2 separate regions of the Homo sapiens genome follow, and region 2 is linked to region 1. Evidence: read pairs that join two places in POLR2A ChIA-PET (ENCODE). Cell type or tissue: OCI-LY7. All regions are shown on one strand. Region 1 overlaps XYLT1 (xylosyltransferase 1). Region 2 overlaps XYLT1 (xylosyltransferase 1).

Evidence for each region. ChIA-PET counts read pairs that join two places held together with the same protein. Peaks named below come from ENCODE experiments on the same cell type or tissue, not always from the same donor. Only the 100,000 strongest peaks of a DNase experiment are listed, where the experiment ranks them.
Region 2: POLR2A ChIA-PET joins it to region 1 with 12 read pairs; 3 of 35 experiments call an interaction of 5 or more read pairs at or near these places.

The regions. Positions count from the first base shown.
Region 1 is chr16:17,403,087-17,405,586 of GRCh38, reverse strand. All of the region lies in intron 1 of XYLT1 (xylosyltransferase 1), which reads left to right. Among named protein-coding and RNA genes, the nearest start is that of XYLT1, 67 kb to the left of the region's middle. RefSeq lists an enhancer at 1-627. In OCI-LY7, no CTCF peak of the experiment used is centred here; a DNase peak (open chromatin) is centred at 1,006.
Region 2 is chr16:17,145,666-17,148,165 of GRCh38, reverse strand. The region is part of intron 6 of XYLT1 (xylosyltransferase 1); the gene reads left to right. Among named protein-coding and RNA genes, the nearest start is that of XYLT1, 320 kb to the left of the region's middle. In OCI-LY7, no CTCF peak of the experiment used is centred here; no DNase peak of the experiment used is centred here.

The DNA of each region.
Region 1 (2,500 bases):
GCAAGCTACGGCCCCCGAGGAAGATGCCAGGAGCTGGGTTTGCTGCCAAGGGCTCCCTGCTGCTGTCCCTGTGATTTCAACTCCCCAGGGCTCCCAGTGGGTGAGAACAAGGGCTGGCTGTGGCAGAGTTCTCGTCTTTGGGTGGGGTGTGTGGCGAATGGAAAGTCAGCCGCTCCGGCCTCGTGGCTTGGCTGCTGCGAGCACGGATGCTTTATAAAGTGACTTTTCAAGGCCTTCTCCCTCCACTGGGCCTTGGCAGCCACGCTGTTTCTCCAGAACTGAGCCGGCCTTGTGTCTGTTGGGAAGAAAGACATGAAAATGAGGGCTGGAGCGGACGCAGGGCCCCGATTCCAGGAGAAACAGGGCATCATGTTGTGCTGCTGCCTGGGGCAGAGCTGACAAGCGCCACATTCATTCCTCAGCAGGAGTTGGCTCCCTTTGTGGTATCAAATGCCCCCTCTGCACAGCCGCGACATTGATCAGCAACATCAGCTGTGTAGAGAGGTGGCGCGGGGTGGCGAGGCCGTTTGATTAACCAGGGGCCCTCTAAATGCTGTTTTTCTAATCTGAGTCATCCCTCCAGAAAGTTATGTGCTTGTGTGTGGCAATATTACAAGTGTATGTTGTATTCTGTGTGGAGGGCACCTCTCAGAGGTGTGCAAAGAGGCAGCCCTTATTTGGAGAAGAGGGGCAGATGCGCGTGGTTGCAGCTCTCTGCACACGTTTATGCCTGTATTTCTATCCCTATGCTATGTTTGCATGCCTTTTGTGAATGTACACAACTCTGAATGTTTTTCTTTTTAAATTTTTATTTTTTAGAGACAGGGTCTCAATATATGCCCAAACTGGTCTTGAACTGCTGACCTCAAGTCGTCCTCCCGCCTCAGCCTCCCGAGTTGTTGGAATTACAGGCAACTGCCCCTGTGCCTGGCCAACTCTGACTGTTACTTGTGCATCTGTTGTTGCATGCATGAGTGGGTGCGTGTCTTCCTAAGACAGAGAGGCTTCCTGGATTCGAAACATGGCTTTGCTTCCTATGCACCATGTGATGAATTCCCATCAGCCTTGGTTTTCTCACCTGTATAATGGGGATGATCATGGTTCTCACCTCACAGGAGAGTCTTGGAGGTTAAATGGGGCAACATCTGGCTCCAGGTCAGTTGTTGACGTGTGTCAGTTACTGTGGCTGTTACGGTTTTGACTTTGCAGGCTTGCTAGTATGTCTGTGTGACCTGCTCCACGCCCTCATCCTCAGCTGTAGCAGGAATTGTGTTGGTGTTTTCTCTTGCTTTCTGAACAAAGGATCCAGTGCTCTGAGTTCTGAGGAGGAAAAGGGACAGGATCTGAGACTCTTTTGGTTTCATCAGGGGCTGCTCAGCTCGCTGTGTCCCACCTGGATGGGGGAGGAGTATCCGACCCTTCCTGGGCCCTGAGTCCCTCCTGGGTCACTCAGGCTTGTCACACCTCCTCCCTGAGCCCCCCCCCCAACCACACATAGACACACACACATACAGTTATGCACATTGAATCTGTCTGACGTTGCTGCGGTTTCCCAGGAGGGGTTTAAATAATTCTCTGTGGCTGTGGTCTGAACTGCACAGAGAGAATCTCGTTGTCTCTAACCTGCTAGTGGATGGCTCCCACCTGGCCTGACCTCTGGCTCCAAAGGGCAAGTCCAGCGTTTCAAGCTGCTCTTCTAGCCCTTATGAACCTGAGGTCTTGGAGGACGGCTCTCAATGGAGAATTGTGTCTGGAGAAGAGACAAGGGTGAGGTATTCCCAGATGGGCTTTGAGGAAAGGGCCTTTTGCCTCTCCTGCTGTGAACAGCTTTCATGGCTCTTCTTCTGCAGTAGAGTAGTGATACAGTTTGGCTATGTTCACACCCAAGTCTCTTCTTGAATTGTAGCTGCCATGATTCCCCCACGTGTTGTGGGAGGGACCCGGTGGGAGGTTATTGAATCATGGGGGCAGGTCTTTCTGGTGCTGTTTTTGTGATAGTGAGTGACTCTCATGAGATCTGATAGTTTTATAAAGGGGAGTTTCCCTACACAAGCTCTCTCATTCTCTCTTGTTTGTTGCCATGTAAGACGTGACTTTCACCTTCTGCCGTGATTGTGAGGCCTCGCCAGCCACCTGGAACTGTGAGTCCATTAAACCTTTTTTTCTTGATAAATTACCCAGTCTCTGGTATGTCTTTATCAGCAGCGTGAAAACAGACTAATCCAGGTGTTAAAATCGCCGGCCCTGGCAGAAGATTTGTAGGTTCAAAGCCAGGTTTTGCCGCTTACTGGTTGTATGACTTGGGCAAGACGCCTGCCCTTTGTGAGTGTGTCTCCTCATCTGTCAAATGGCTATAGCTGCATCCAAGGCTGGATATGAGGATTAAAGGGAGGTATTCCCATAAAATCCATAGAGTGATCCCTGGCCTGCAGGAAGCATTGGTAAGTGTTAGCTGTGGCTGGCTTATTACCATCAGTTACTTGTTTGTCTCTGTGTATCG
Region 2 (2,500 bases), 260 kb after region 1:
TGATTCAGGAGGCTGTCAAGACACAGGTGTCATGGGGCTTATCTTACAGATGAGGAAACTGGCATTCAGAGAGGTTAAGCCAGCCCCACATCTCATAGCCTGTGAATGCAGAGGCAGGATTAGTACCTAGATCACCCAATGTCTGTTTGCTGTAGTGTCACCTGTTGCCCCAGTTGCCCCAGGTAACCTACTCAATGGGAAATGAAAAGGAAGAGCGTATCATTGGTCACCTTTTGTATATGGGGCTTATTGCTACAGATCTGTGCTTCACGCCTCAGGTGAGAGAGCCATGCGCCCCTTGTTGGTGAGCCATATTTTATAAAAAGTCACTCAGGTGTTCACTGACTTACCTTGCCTTCCAATTTTACCTTTTCAAGTTATGGTAAAGAAAGGGAAGAAAAAATGCAAATCCCTGCCCAAACAGCTGATGCCTCTCCCCTGGTAGATACCCTGTTGCTGGGCCTCTGCCACCATCTCCTAGTCCAAGACTTAAGTCCCCATTCACCCCTGTGACTCCAGAAACTTTTCTGAGACCTAGGGAATTGGTTGTCTCCATTTACTCTTAGTTAACCAAAGCATGCGTTTGCAGCATATCAGTTTTTGAATGTGATAAATACAGCAACCCATCTCCCAATCCCATGAATATTTCATTTTGGAGATGACTGCATAAATATTGTATTTGAATATTATGGTCCGGGACATCACATTAAAATTGCAAGACGATGCTATTATCCCATATAATGGAACATGAAATTAAAAACTGGAAAGAAAAATTTTGCTAGTCCTCTCACCTGTATTTCTTCTCTGTCTGTCTCTCATGGTTAGTCTGGTAACCATGTAAGTTTGAATACAAATTATCTAAAATTGAAAGTTTCAAGCATGGTTAAGTGCATCGACTGGACATTTTTGTATAATTAGCACTAGCCAGAGTCAAGGCAGGGTTTTATTTTCCTAAACTCAGGGGCTTCCTTTGATGACCCAGTTAGAGCTCAGTTACATTTCAGTGGGTTAATACTGTATTACAAAAAATCTTCGCTGAGTTCCTTCCCAGCAAGAACATGACTTTGCTAATGAGCTTGGATTATCTGTCTTCCATTGTCTGTCTGACCCCTATAGGGATTTAACTTCACAACCCAGACCTAGCCCAATTTTGTATTTTACCAAGGGGGAAACTGAGACACAGAGAGGACTGCTCTGTAGCAAGAACATGGCTTTGCTAATGAGCTCAGATTTTGCATGTGGAAAGATGTGTTAGAGAAAGAGCAAGACCCGTGACATAGGACAGCTGGGTCTTTTGATTGGTTCTACCCTTGTGTTGAGTCCTCTGTGTGTCCTTAGAAAAGTTGCCAGTCTTCTCTGGGCTCCCGTGTATCCATATGAGATGTATTGCTTGCCCCATGCCCTTTTCCTGAGTATAACAATGTGACTTATAGAATGTCAAAGCTGGAGAGTACCTTGGGAATTACCTAACCCAGGATTATTGTGACTGGACCGATGGCTTATGGGCTGGATTCATCCTAGAGAGATGTTTTATTCAACCAGAAATGCTTTTTTATTTTAAAGGAGTGGAAGTGCATTTCAGAATGTGTGTTCTTCACTTCTCTGCTAATTTCATCAGTCCTTGTTTTTTCGTATTCAGGCTGCTTCACACGCTTCCATTATCTGTCTGACCGCCCTGTAGGGATCTAACTTTACAACCCATATCTAGACCAACTTTGTATTTTACCAAGAAAGAAACTGAGACTCAGAGAGGACTCCTTAACATTTTGAAGTCACCCAGCTGGTGACAGGTAAAACCACACTGCCCCACAGATGAAAAGCACATTTCAGCCGAATTAAGTCTGTTCCCTGCCAGCGTTACCGTCATCGCCATTTCATTACACCATCATCCATTTTGTGATGACTTAGGTGTACTATGTCATTATCTTCCATAGTAGCCAATGTCTAGAGGTGGGTTTTCTGCTCATGCAGAAAAGAAATGCTAAGAATGTAGGTTTACTAATGAGGTTTCAAGTAATTCCCCTGAGTGAATGTCAGTGGATTTGTGGGAAGCCCGGTGAGAGGGAATTCTTTCTGGAATTCAGCGTGACTACCAGGGCAGGACCATCTTCAGCTTCCAAACCCTGAAGTCTCCTCATCACAGTAGACTTTTCTTGAGCAGCTGACCTGCACTGTCCTAGGACCTGGAAGGGAGGCACAAAGTCCAGAGCCAAAGTGTGTTGTAGTGAGAATAAAGGCTACCTGCGAGGAGACAGGTAACTCCAGTCTGAAGACAGAGTAACGAGGTCTGTTGCAGAAATGCAGACAGCTCTAGAACTCTGAGCAGACTGGCTCAGTGGAAGAGGAAGCATTTTTGTGCCACAGCCCTGGCTACCTGCCCTGTCTGGAGCCTAAGAACCTCCCCACACATCATGGTTGTGATTAAGTTGAAATCATTCAGGCATGTATTAGGACTTTTTCAAATGCAAGTGAGGAATCTCATCTCAAAAATGCCTTAAGC